Regions from separate parts of the Homo sapiens genome. Here region 2 is linked to region 1. The links are chromatin contacts, found by Hi-C or POLR2A ChIA-PET in ENCODE. All regions are on one chromosome and are shown on one strand. Each heading gives the region's core, a stretch centred on a gene start or an enhancer-like site at or near the end of the contact. The rest is flanking DNA. Distances are from core to core; before and after follow the strand shown.

Region 1 (7,004 bases), core at 2,767-5,266:
TTTTCTCTTTAGATTATAGGCTACCAAAGAAGACTCAGTAAGCTTTGAGTTATTAGTCAATTGGTAAATGGTTCTTGATAACTTAATGATTTTACCAATCTTTTGGAGATAACTTTAAACCAAAAACTTTTTTTACCTAATGTAAATATTACTCAATGCTCCCAGCTTTCCCCCTTGTTTCATTATTAAAGTTTGTGAACTGTTTCTTTTTGTTTTGCTTTTTGTCTTTTAACTTTTATTTTAGGTTTCTGGGTACATGTAAAAGTTTGTTACATAAACATGTACATAAACTCATGTCTCAGGGGTTTGTTGTGCAGATTATTTCATCACCCAGGTGTTAAGCCCAGTATCCAATAGTTATCTTTTCTGCTCCTCTCCCTCCTCCCACCCTCCACCATCAAGTAGACCCCAGTGTCTGTTGTTTCCTTCTTTGTGTTCATAAGGTCTCATTATTTAGCTCCTCCCACTTATAAGAGACAATATGCAGTATTTGGTTTTCAGTTCCTGCATTAGTTAGCTGAGGATAATAGCCTCCAGCTTCATCCGTGTTCCCATAAAAGACATGATCCCATTCTTTTTTTATGGCTGCATAGTATTTCGTGGTATATATGTACCACATTTTCTTTATCCAGTCTCTCATTGATGGGCATTTAATTTGATTTAATGGCTTTGCTATTGTGAATAGTGCTGCAGAACTAGTTATTTATTTATTTTATCTTATTTATTTATTTTTTGAGATAAGAGTCTTGCTCTGTAGCCCAGGCTGGAGTGCAGTGGCACGATCTTGGGCCCACTGCTACCTCCACCTCACAGGTCCAGGTTCAAGCAATTCTCCTGCTTCAGCCTCCGGAGTAGCTGGGATTACAGGCATGTACCACCATGTTCAGCTAATTTTTGTATTTTTAGTAGAGATGGGGTTTTACCTTGTTGGCCAGGCTGGTCTTGAACTCCTGACCTTGTGATCCACCTGCCTCGGCCTCCCAATTTCTTTTTTTTTTTTGAGACGGGGTCTTGCTCTGTCACCCAGGCTGGAGTGCAGTGGCGCGATCTTGGCTCGCTGCAACCTCCACCTCCCAGGTTCACGCCATTCTCCTGCCTCAGCTTCCCCAGCAGCTGGGACTACAGGCACACGCCACCACGCCCAGCTAATTTTTTTGTATTTTTAGTAGAGACGGGGTTTCACCGTATGGTCTCGATCTCCTGCCCTCGTGATCCTCCCACCTCAGCCTCCCAAAGTGCTGGGATTACAGGCGTGAGCCACTGCACCCGGCCGGCTTCCCAGTATTTTTAAAAAAATATTCTTGACTGGGCACGGTGGCTCACGCCTGAAATCCCAGCACTTTGGGAGGCCAAGGCAGGTGGATCACCTGAGGTCAGGATTTCGAGACCACCCTGACCAACATGGTGAAATCCTCATCTCTACTAAAAATACAAAATTGGCTGGGTGTGGTGGCACATGCCTGTAATTCCAGCTACTCAGGAGGCTGAGGCAGGAGATTTGCTTGAACCCGGGAGGGGAAGAATCACTTGAACCTGGGAGGTGGAGGTTACAGTAAGCCAAGATCACACCATTGCACTCAAGCCTGGGCAACAAGAGTGAAACTCCTTCTCAAAAACAAAAACAAAAAAAGCACAAAAAAAACTTCATTATTGTGGATATATAATAGTTGCACATATATATGGGGTACATGTGATATTTTGATGCAGACATGCAATGTATAATGATCAAATAGAGTTATTGGGATATCCATCACTTCAAGCATTTATCATTTCTTTGTGTTGGGAACATTCCAGTTCTACTCTTTAGTGATTTTGAAATACACAATAAATTATTTTTAACTGTGGTTGTCCTATTGTGCTACCAAACACTAGATCTTATTCCTTCTATCTAATTGTATTTTTGTAGCCCTTAACCGTTCTTTATTCCCCCCTCTCAAACTCTTACTACTCTTCCCAGCCTCTGGTAACTTACCATCATTATTCTATTTTCTATCTCTGTGAGTTCCTCTTTTTAGCCCTTACATATGAGTGAGAACATGTGATATTTGTCTTTCTGTGCCTGGCTTATTTCACTTAACAGTTCTACCCATGCTGTTGCAAATGACAGGATTTCATTATTTTTTTTTTTTCTTTTTCTTTCTTTTTTTTTTTTTTTTTTTGATACGAAATGTCATTCTGTCGCCCAGGCTGGAGTGCAGTGGCGTAATCTCAGCTCACTGCAACCTCCGTCTCCTGGGTTCAAGTGATTCTCATGTCTCAGGCTCCCGAGTAGCTGGGATTACAAGCATGAGCCACCACACCCAGCTAATTTTTGTATTTTAGTAGAGATGGGGTTTCATCATGTTGACCAGGCTGGTATTGAACTCTGCACGTCTCAGCCTCCCAAAGTGCTGAGATTACAGGTGTGAGCCAATATGCCTGGCCTGGATTTCATTTTTTTAATGGCTGAATAATATCCCATTATGTATATGTACTGCATTTTCTTTATCCGTGCATCTGTGAACTATTTCTGAAAGTGATTTGACCATAACCAACTACTATTTTAGACTAATGTTATATATATATATTTTTTTGTTTGTTTGTTTGATTTGAGACGGGGTCTTGCTCTGTCACCCAGGCTGGAGTGCAGTGGCATGATCTCGGCTTACTACGATCTCTGTCTCCCGGGTTCAAGTGATCCTCCTGCCTCAGCCTCCCGAGTAGGTGGGACTACAGGTGCATGCCACCACACCTGGCTAATTTTTGTAATTTTAGTAGAGACGGGGTTTCGGCATGTTGGCCAGGTTGGTCTTAAACACCTGACCTCAAGTGATCCGCCTGCCTTGGGCTCCCAAAGTGCTGGGATTACCAGCGTGAGCCACCGTGCCTGGCCTATAATATGTTTATAACTAATGTTTATAATATGTTTAACAAAATTTAACTCTTTTCTTCCAGGTAATTTATCCTCAGCATTCCAAACTTACTGACAGAGAAGTAAGTAAAAATACTGCTCTGTATAGTTTACTGTTATATTTCTGTTTGTTTTTATTGATTATGTATGTGTCAGCATACATCACTTTTGTTTTCTTTTTCAGAAAACCAATATTTGCTATTTGTCTTTTCCAGATTCAAATTCAGGTAACTGTTTTTCATACAGTGTTTCTGTTTAATTTTATACTAAGAATACTGGTTATACTGTTAATGTATGAAAATTGATTGAAATAGCATATTAGATTGCAAACAGATCAATGATTTTTATTCCTATTTTAATGATGCCTAGTCATGTCATCGTTGATTTTAGTAGCTTCAACTCTTAAAATAACTGTTATGGTGTGATGAGGTAAACCATCAAGGAACAATAAACTCTTAAAATAGTGAAGAGGTTGAAAATCAGCGACATTGGTATATTTGGGATTCGTGGAGTATGTATTAAATAGTTTATATAGTATGTAGTTTACTTTCAGTTCAGAATTTGGGAGCTTACCAGGAACTCTGTAAAAGCAGTGAACCTAAAAAAAGCCAGGATAAATTTGGTTAGGAAGCAAGGCCATAAGTTACGTGCAGTAGTTTATATGGGTTAATATAGGTAAAGCCTTGGCGTAGTGCTTGGTGTATAGAAAAAAACATACAAGGGTCTGTTTATTGTTGAGCTTGGTTTTGTTAGTCTCTTTCAAGCTCTTCCTTTTGTGTGGTCCTAATCGTTGACATCCTTCAGGTTACCTCTTGTGTTTCACTTTCAAACTAGCTTTTCTTGGCTTATAGTGACCAAAACATTTAGCTTCTCAGGCCACACACAGTTATAACCCTATAGCAGAGACAGTCTAGTTTTCTTTCCTTTTGTGGTTACTTCCTTTTTTTTTTTTTGAGATGGAGTCTCGCTCTGTCACCCAGGCTGGAGTGCAGTGACGCGATCTCAGCTCACTGCAAGCTCCGCCTCCCGGGTTCACACCATTCTCTCACCTCAGCCTCCCGAGTAGCTGGGACCACAGGCGCCTGCCACCAGTCCCGGCTAATTTTTTGTTTTTGTATTTTTAGTAGAGACGGGGTTTCACCATGTTAGCCAGGATGGTCTCGATCTCTTGACCTCGTGATCTGCCCACCTCGGCCTCCCAAAGTCCTGGGATTACAGGCGTGAGCCACCACACCCGGCCGGTTACTTCTAATATTGTGCTAGTTAGTTCATTTAATCTGATTTGAGAGATTTGACAGTTAAACAAAATTTTTTTTAGCATTTTCTCCTTTCTGTATAAATGCTTCCAGAATTTTTTTCCTATCCATTTGGAACTCAGCTTTGGTGAACTATATGAAAGAAAAGTGGTATCTTGGTAAATTAGATACTGCCTTTTAGAGATCCCAGTAAGGGGTTTTTTCTGACCTGGAATTATTTTGGTGTTTTTGACCCATTTATGAAATAATGATGCAGAGGTCTTGTAGGAATGTATCTTCATTTCAGTTAACATTTTTCTTATAAAATCTGTACATACACTTCTTATATACTGTGATGGGTTAGATTTCCAGGTCTCAGAGTAAGCTGAGTTGTATGGATTGCAGAATGAACTGACTTTCTGCATGGAATCCCAGTGAATTATGCTGGATGCTCTTCTCTTTCAGATCATAGCTGGTTGTCATGGCTCCTCTCTCTTTTTCACTTCTCTATATGAGCATGAAGGGGATCAGAATATACCACCCCCAAATATACCACTTTGGCTTAAGAATTATTTTGAGTTGAAGGCAACTGAGAAACAGCAGATGCAAAAAGAGCCCTTTACCCTCCCCCTATATGCCTAAAAGCAGGACATACATTTCCTTTTGTGAAGGTGTCACCCCTTCCCTTTCCCATACCAGGAAGAGGAGAAAATTCTGAATCACCAGAGAAAACTCTTTATCACTGGAGATGGTACCAGCTTAATTCTGCATAAATAAGCCTTGCTAAAATAACCCTTATCTTTCATTAGTTTTACCCATATGTTTACCTTCCCACAGATTACCACCCCTAGAAGTCCAAATCCTTTTTCCTTTGTCTGCATTTTAGTTTCTTTTGTTAAAATGGTATCTAAGCTCCCAAGTTTAACCACCTCTTTGGGTTTTTACTTTTTTTCTCTGAAGCCTTTGTATGCATTCGAACTAAATCTTTTCTCGTTAATCTGTTGTCTGTTTATTTCACAGGCCCCAGTTAGTGAACCTAAGATGGTAGAGGAAAAGTCCCCCGCATGCATACATCAAGGCTAAGAAGTTAATTCTGTGGTGTTTAGATAGCCTATATCTAGTTTTATAGCCTCTGCATGTGTCATTATCAAAAAAATTTTTAAGTACTTTTGGCTTATGAATGACCTACAGATTTTTTTTTTCTTTTTTCTTTTTTTTTTTTTTTTTTGAGATGGAGTTTTGCTCTGTCACCCAGGCTGGAGTGCAGTGGCACGATCGCAGCTCACTGCAACCTCCGCCTCCCAGTTCAAGTGATTCTCCTGCCTCAGCCTCCCAAGTAGCTGGGACACCTTTGCCTGCCACCATGCCTGGCTAATTTTTGTATGTTTAGTAGAGATGGGGTTTCACTGTGTTGGCCAGGCTGGTCATGAACTCCCGACCTCAAGTGATTCGCCTGCCTCAGGCTTCCAAAGTGCTGGGATTACAGGTGTGAACCACTGCACCCGGCTGATTTTTTTTCTTTTCTTTTTTTTTGAGATGGAGTCTCGCTCTGTTGCCCAGGCTGGAGCGCAGTGGCGCGATCTCCACTCACTGCAAGCTCTGCCTCCCGGGTTCACGCCATTCTCCTGCCTCAGCCTCCCGAGTAGCTGGGACTACAGGTGCCCACCACCACGCCTGGCTAATTTTTTGCATTTTTAGTAGAGATGGGGTTTCACTGTGTTAGCCAGGATGGTCTTGATCTCCTGACCTTGTGATCCGCTCACCTCCGCCTCCCAAAGTGCTGAGATTAGAGGTGTGAGCTACCACGCCTGACTGATTTTTTTCTCATAGATATTATTTAATGCTTTTTTTATGTGCTGCACATCAAATGAAGTGTGGTTCTTGTGACTTGAAGTATGGTTGGTACAAGGAAAATCTACAAAAGACCTGAAAGCAGGCACTTTGCTGTCTTAACAGATCATCATTGTCCTAGGTAGCAAGAGACTATATGTTTTGTAAATATTTGAAATTGCTATTTTCAGTTGTAGTTATCCATACAGTTTGGTTTTTTTATGTGTTTATTAAATGAAAATTGGAGGCCGGGTGCAGTTGCTCACACCTGTAATCTCAGGACTTTGGGAGGCTGAGGCGGACAGATAACTTGAGATCAGGAATTCGAGACCAGCCTGGCCAACATGGTGAAACCCCATCTCTACTGAATATACAAAATTAGCTGGGCGTGGTGGTGTGTGCCCGTAGTCCCAGCTACTCAGGAGGCTGAGGCAGGAGAATCTCTTGAATCAGGGATGCTGAGGTTGCAGTGAGCCGAGATTGTGCCACTGCACTCCAGGCTGGGCGACGGAGTGAGACTCCATCTCAAGAAAAAAAAGGATTACTGTACCAACTTTGAAATGAATTTGTTATTTCCCAGGATAACCTTTAATTGCTGTAGAAGAAAGTCCAGACACAGTAGAGCAGTCTTTAGGAAAGAGACATAAATCAAGCCTTTATTTCCATTGTATACCCACTTAAACAGCATGTTAGACTGGATGAAAAAATGACACAGATAAAAATGCTTTTGAGATTGGAATCGTTTGCCCTTCCCCGCCCCTCCGCCACCTTAGATTCTCCTGACTTTAAAAAAGCTTTGTTTGGTTGGTTTTTTAGGTTTCAGTTTTTTGTTTCATTTGAATGGCTTTTATCTTTAGGAGCCTAAGTTTAAAGAGGGCCTTCCCTCTGATAAATATTTGTCCAGTGTTTTTTTCCTTATCATTTACCATTAACATCATCTGGATGTAGGTGTTCCTGAGGCTTAAGCTGTGATGAGTGCCCAAGGACAGAAGTCACTGTATTTTAAACATGTCCAGAGAAAAAAACTCAGCATTAGTAGAGAGAGTTTG
Region 2 (6,801 bases), core at 926-3,425, 450 kb before region 1:
ATCTATATGTATAGATGCAGAGAGAAGATCTGGAAGAACAGAAACTGAATTGAAAACTTTGGTTAACCCTAGGGAGAAGGAGAGGTGAGGGTTAAAGTGGAATTATCCCTTAACTGTAATGTTTTTTAGATGAAAAATGGATATATTTTTACTTGTATAAAAAAATCATTTTATGAGCATGTGTTGCACATCTGAAGCTGAGTGATAAGTACATCAGTGTTCATGTTATACTATTCTCTTTCCTTTTCTGTTTGAAATTTTCCCTACTAAAAAATAATCAGAAAATTGAAAATAAGCGAAATGAGCTTATACTAGTAAAATCCCTAACAAGCTAAAGGAACATTGGGATGGGGCAGAGGTGTGGTGGTAGTGACTTCTGAGTGCCAGGGATTTGGCATTTATGCTTGACTCGCAACCTTAGTGCGGATTCAGTTGCCAAGGATAGCTGGCACAGTTAGAAACTCATCAGAAAGCAACATAGCCCAAATTCTCTTTTTAATGAAAACTTCCTACTGCAATGCCAGGGGGCTGACTACGTGCCAGCCTCTGAACCATTAGCTCATATAATTTTCAAAATATTCCCATGGGTGTTCTCAACCTCTCCCCGCCGACCACCCCCCACTGTACAAATGAGAAAGCTGAGTCTCGGTGTGGCTAAGGGGCAGACACAGTCACAGTTACTTCACACCACGGCCTTAATTCGAACCAAAGTCTGTGCAACTGCAAAGTCTCTTAACATAGAATTTGCTTCTCTGCAAATTTCACCTTTTGAAGAAAATCTAACCAGCAGCCACGTTGGGGGGTCATCAACAACCCATCTGCTCTCCATTCAGGCACTTACTGTTTTCCAGCCCATTGAGTTTTATCTTGCTCAGATCCAGCGGTGCAGCAACACCCACAGTGAAAGGGCTTTTAGGGATGGGATCGCCACCGTAAGTCACCAGAACCTGCATGTTGCCCTGGAACAAGAGAGAAAACTCAGTTTACCTTTGGGTACCAAAAAGCTAACTTGGCATTTAAAATCCCCTCAAGATCCCTCATTCTTCTCACGGACAGGGGAGACTTGATTCCAATCAATGTAGAAAGTATCTTAGATCTATTTCTTCTAGCTTTTGACCACAAGGCAAGAATAACAGAAAAATTAGATCAAATAAGAGCAGCTAATAATAACAGAAGCAACTTAATGAGCATTTTCTACACACCAAGCACCATGCTATGTGCTTTTATGCATTTCCTCAATTCAAGATCAAAACAGTCCTAAGGGGTAGTTCCTACTGTCATCTCATTTTTTCAGGAGAGGAAACTGTGGCTCAGACTGGTAAAGGAACGTGCCCCAAGTCACACACCTTGGTAAGGGTGCGAGCTGGGCCTCATACCCATGGCCCCCAAATCTGTGTCCTAGCTGCTCTGCCACACCACCTCCCCATCATCATACCCAGTGCCAGCCAGTGCAGCTGGGCCTGGGGCCACTCACCAAACAGAACCATTTCTGTCCTAGGAATCAGTTTGAGGCCCCCAGGCTGCAACAGGGATTTGCAAGAGTTCACCTAGACCTGTGCTAAGACCATCGCACAATATCTGAACTTCCATTTCCATGTGAAAGAAAATAAAATTGCAAGTGTGAAGGCAGATGGTGCTTGCAGGATTGGCAGGCACCCTCACGGGTGGCCGGGTGGCACGCGATAGCCATGTGTGCGCCATTTCTCTCCTCTCGCCGGTTCCAGGCTGGCACACAGCCGGCTTCTTCTCTCCATGGTTGGCCAAGTTCCCTCCCTCCAAATCGAGGCTCCAAGAAATCTCATGGCTGTCTCAGTAGATCAAGATCCCCTTCACCACAATCGGCCAGGCATAATGTAACAGGAAAGTGTGAGGGAGAGACGAGTTCCCCCCAAGAATCCAGCAGCCTTGCTGGAATGCAGGCCCTGCTGAAAGCTGTTGCTGATCAAGTGTTAAAAGGGTGTAGCATTTGGCCTATGTATATTTTGTCACATTCCTTTTGTAATAAGGAAGGGGGTAAAGGCCAAGAAAAAAAAAAAAAAACTGGTTGCATCAATGAAGAGAGGATTAATTTTCCAGCATTTTTAAGCACTGCACACAAAACCAATTGGCCCCCTGCCTCATGTGAACAACATTTCCTGGTAAAATGTGTACAGGTCAAATTCAACAGAGCTGGGAGCCAGCCAAGGGGCAGGAAAGGTCTCCTTTTTGTACTGTTTAAGGCAGGACTGACTCGCTACTTCAGCCAACGTGGCATTCCCAACGTGCCAACTCTTCCCGAGCTTCCGTTTCCCCACAGCCCCTAACAATTCAGGGGCTCACTAAGCAGACCTCAGGCTAACCAGAGGTCTTGGGGATACCTCCTCCCTCACCCGCATAAAGTTTTCTGGCCTCTTCTCTGAAGTGCTAAAAAAGAGAGGGAAAAACCCTCTTCCAGTTAAGCCCACCCATCCCATAAAAGAAAGTATGCTCTTGTTACCAGTCAAAAACAAAACAAAAACTCAGATAGAAAATGAACTGTACCTTAAATAACCTAAGAAGGGGGAGGGAAAAAATCTCGGAGATTTACACCTACAATGCCTACAGCATTTTAAAGTGTCCCCTGAGGCCCCAACTAAGGAATGGACTGTGTTTATTCCCCAACAGGGCTATGAAGTGAGGGATGTCTGGGTAGTGATGGCCAGTGCATTTCGCCACGACTTCGCAGGCTGCAAGACAGTTTCACTCTCCTCTACATGCTTCTGAAACCTGAATCTTATTCTTCAAAATATACATACACAAGACACTGACCAGACAGCTCAGAAGAGGATGGGACTGAGAGAGCCACCCTCAGCACCATCCCTTTTAGGGCCCTCCAGGAGCAGCCAGGACCACCACGTTAAGAACATTTCAAGGTAGAAGCTGTTACTCTGTGAGGGTCTGTGAGCTCACAGGGATTTCTAAAGGTGCCAGAGTACTACATGGAGTGGTCCCCAATCCTAGTGGCTCCCAGCACAGCACGTAATGGAGACATTGCCACCAGCTTCTCAAACTGCTCTGCGCAGGGGAACGTGCGGTGAGAAATTTAAGCTGCTTGAAGCCACCCACAACCAAGAGAAGAGAAGACCAAAGTCCTCAGGGAAATCACTTCCCTTCTATAAAACCGAGTCTTTGACCTCTGGGAGGGTCCTCAAGCCCCAAGCCAACAAGTCCATTCCTCTAAGGCAAAACGCGCTCTACTTTTGCATCCTCAAGGGACTCACAGGATCCTACAGCCATCCACATCACTCATCCACCCCAGGCAGGCAAGCACCTGCAAGCTGTCACTCAGGGACTTTGCGAGGTGGAGTGGCAGGCCTGCAGGTGTCAGGGAGCAAAACCAGCAATCAGGGACCTGGGTTACTCAGGCAGGACCTCGGCTCCCCACGTGGCACAGCCTGTGTTCTGAGGGGGAAGCGCCCACACCAGGCCAGGACACACCCATGCCCAAGCAGCCACCTTTCTGGGGATTTCCAGCCTGTTATACCCTAAAACTACCATGAGAAGGTGTGCCTGTGGGTGTCAGCCCTCAAAGTATGCTCCCTCCCCCGTGTCAGGGGGTGGCTTTCTGGGCTGACCCAGGTCTCTTAACCACATCCAAGGGCACACTTCCTTAGCCCAGTCTTGAGCTTTTAGCTGCTCTTCAGAAAACAGAGTTCAAAGGAGAATGAGGAGGTGTTGGCATCACTCCTCTACCAGATTACAACGTTCTTAGGCCATCTCCGCTTGTGAATCCAGGCGCCATGTCATTTATTCGCTCACTCACAGCCATTAATCCACACAGAGCACTTATAGGGCCAGGCTCTGTGCTGGGGGTGGGGGTGGGAAGGAAATTCAATCTAAGGAGAGATTTAATGTGTTCTTTGCCATAGAAAAATAGGCAGAATTGCAAGTTGCCCAAATAATGAAACAATAAACCCAGCTCCAAGCAACAAACAACAAGAAGGACCCCAGTGCCACCCTGCAAGTCATTCACACTTGTGATTTACCTGAGGACTTTGGTCTTCTCTTCTCTTGGTTGTGGGGTTGTGGGTGGCTTCAAGCAGCTTGGATGTTGCCACTTGGTGGCAACGACCGCCACCAAGGCCCACCCGGCTCCTTGAATGCATCCTGGGAGCATCCGGACACAAAGCCCTAAGTGAGTACTCAGCATGGCAGCAGTTCTCAAACCTGCTGCTATCAGAGAACTGGATGAATGTGACCTTGGGGTGACTCTGAAGTAAGGAGCCTCCCACTCCAGCATTACTTCAAAGGGGACAAAACCGGACCTAGGCTCCTAATCTCCACTTCTGCCTCAACCAGCAGCAGGGGACGTCTGGGGTACTGGGTTCTGCAGTCCTTTCCAAGGATGCAGGTCAAACCCTGACCCTGTCCTGATATCTGCAACTTACTTTCTAACGGCTCAGCCAAAACACTAAAAGGCATATAGACATAGAATAAAGCAGAAGTCACAAAATGTTTTTAGAAGACGTCATGGCCTTGTGATCCCAGTCATTGTACGCAGACAGCTATGGCTTTCTGGTGCTTTCTCCTAAAGAATATGGAGAATTTGGCAACAAAGAAGATTCAGCGTGGTGCACCCAGTAGTAAGGCTCCCACCAACCCTCAGAACCATCAGCAGGAAAATAATTACCTACTTACTATTGAGTGGCCTGATGAGAAAAGAATGCTCTATCTATAAAAGTGTTAGTTTTATCATTACTAATAATGAATGTTTTGTTTTGGATTTTTTATTTTAAAGCACAGGAAGAGCAAGTCTGGAGATAAGAAGCCGCGTTTATAACCTGCACACGAGAACTGTTAACGGCGTGAAAAGGCAAACCAAGGAGTGAGAGAATATATTTGCAAATCATTTATCTGATAAGGAACTAATATCCAGAATACATGGAGAATTCCTAAAACTCAACATAAAATTAAGAAGGTTGATATAAAAATGGGCAAGTAGATAATTCTCCAAAGAAAATATGCAAAGGACCAATAAGCACATGAAAAGATGATCAGCATCACTAATCATTAGGAAAATGCAAATCAAAACCACAATAAGACACCATCTTACACTCAACAGGATGGTCACTATCAACAACAACAACAACAACAAAAAAAAAAAACAGAAAAAAAACAAATGTTAGCAAGGATGTGGAGAAACCAGGACCCTTGCATGCTGTTGGCAGGACTGTAAAGTAGTGCAGCCACTGTGGAATACAGTATAGTAGTTTCTCAAAAAATTAAAAAGAGATTTCCATATGATCCAGCAATTCCATTTCGGGTTTATAATCACAAGAATTAAATGCAGAGACTCAAAGAGATATTTGTACACCCAGCATTATTCACAACAGACAAAAGACGGAAGCAACCCAAATGTTCTTCAACAAATGAAGATGGCCGGGCGCGGTGGCTCATGCCTATAATCCCAGCACTTTCGGAGGCTGAGGTGGGCAGATCACCTGAGATCAGGAATTCAAGACCGGCCTGGCCAACATGGTGAAACCCCATGGTGAAACCTTGGCCAACATGGTGAAACATCTATACTAAAAATACAAAAATTAGCTGGGCATGGTGGCACGTGCCTGTACTTCCAGCTACTCGGTAGGCTGAGGCAGGACAATCACTTGAACCCAGGAGACAGAGGTTGCAGTGAGCCGAGACAGTGCCACTCCAGCTTGAGGAACAGAGCGAGTCTCAAGAAAAAACAAACAAAAAACAGACGAAGAGAGAAGCAAAACATATATACATACAGTGGAATGCAGCCTCGAAAAGGAATGAAGTTCTGACACGTGCTACAACATGGAGGACATATAGGAAGAAAAATAAATCAGTCACAAAAAGACAAATACTGAGGTCAGGCGCAGTGGCTCATGCCTGTAATATCCGCAGGTTTGGAGGCTGAGGTGAAAGGATTGCCTCAGCCCAGGAGTTGGAGACCAGCCTGGCCAACATGGCGAAACCCCGTCTCTACCAAAAATACAAAAATTAGCCAGGTGTGGTGGCATGTGCCTGTAATCCCACCTGCTCGGGAGGCTGAGGCAGGAGAATCGCTTGAACCTGGGAGGCAGAGGTTGCAGTGAGCTGAGATCATGCCACTGCACTCCAGCTTGGGCAACAGAGCAAGACTTTTGTCTAAAAAATAAATAAATAAAAATAAAAATTTGGGGAAGAAAGCACAAACAGCAGCAAGCCTGGATGTAAGGGGCCACATTTATAACACGACACACAGAATCCCTTCGCCCAGGGAATCCCTCCCACTGCAGGGATGTTCTCACAGTAAGGATTCCATCTCCAAGGGAGTGCAGCCCCCAAACTCAGGGGACAGTTACACCATGACCCCTTCCTCACTATAATCCTCTTTCTTCCCCACTTGACTCTTGACTGCTCCTCGCTGAGAGGACCCAGACGGGAGCAAGGCTTCTGAGCAGTGCTTCTGCAGAAAGCGTTGCCCTTCTTCTCCTACAAATGGCATTTCAAACACAGCAGGATCATTTCCCTTAAGAATAAAGGAATCTCAGAGGCTTGGAACAACCACTTCGAACACTAGGCTTAAGTATTAAAATCCAGACTTTTCTGCCAGGATGTCTGCTCTCCAGACCCCAGAGGTGTGAACATGAAGCGAAACAAAATTTTAAACAAATATAATGGATACAGGGCTTCAGTTTTACAAGATGTAAAGAATTATGGAGATGGATGGTGGTGATGGGTGCACGACATAATGAATGCACTTAACACTAATGAACTATACACTTAAAAATGGTTAAGACGGTAAATTTTGTGTTATGTGTATTTTACCACGAT

Evidence for each region. A loop is a pair of places that touch in the nucleus more often than their neighbours do. ChIA-PET counts read pairs that join two places held with the same protein, here RNA polymerase II (POLR2A). Pooled maps may share reads with other maps.
Region 2: a pooled map shows a loop between it and region 1 (3-fold over the local background). The contact joins two enhancer-like sites. A Hi-C loop is called at or near these places in 1 of 50 pooled maps. POLR2A ChIA-PET finds 5 or more read pairs at or near these places in 2 of 52 experiments (GM12878 and activated naive CD4-positive, alpha-beta T cell).

Annotation. Positions count from the first base shown.
Region 1 is chr3:57,668,369-57,675,372 of GRCh38, reverse strand. DENND6A (DENN domain containing 6A) reads left to right here. Exons shown (of 20, transcript NM_152678.3): 2 at 2,935-2,973; 3 at 3,075-3,117. Among named protein-coding and RNA genes, the nearest start is that of DENND6A, 21 kb to the left of the region's middle. Within about 2 kb of position 4,016, at least 7 of the 41 ENCODE cell types and tissues checked have a DNase peak (open chromatin) inside an H3K27ac peak, as active enhancers do; they include GM12878, where a contact is called at or near this core.
Region 2 is chr3:58,113,030-58,119,830 of GRCh38, reverse strand. FLNB (filamin B) reads right to left here. Exons shown (of 46, transcript NM_001457.4): 19 at 842-959. Among named protein-coding and RNA genes, the nearest start is that of FLNB-AS1, 54 kb to the left of the region's middle. RefSeq lists a silencer at 3,339-3,488. Within about 2 kb of position 2,175, at least 23 of the 41 ENCODE cell types and tissues checked have a DNase peak (open chromatin) inside an H3K27ac peak, as active enhancers do; they include GM12878, where a contact is called at or near this core.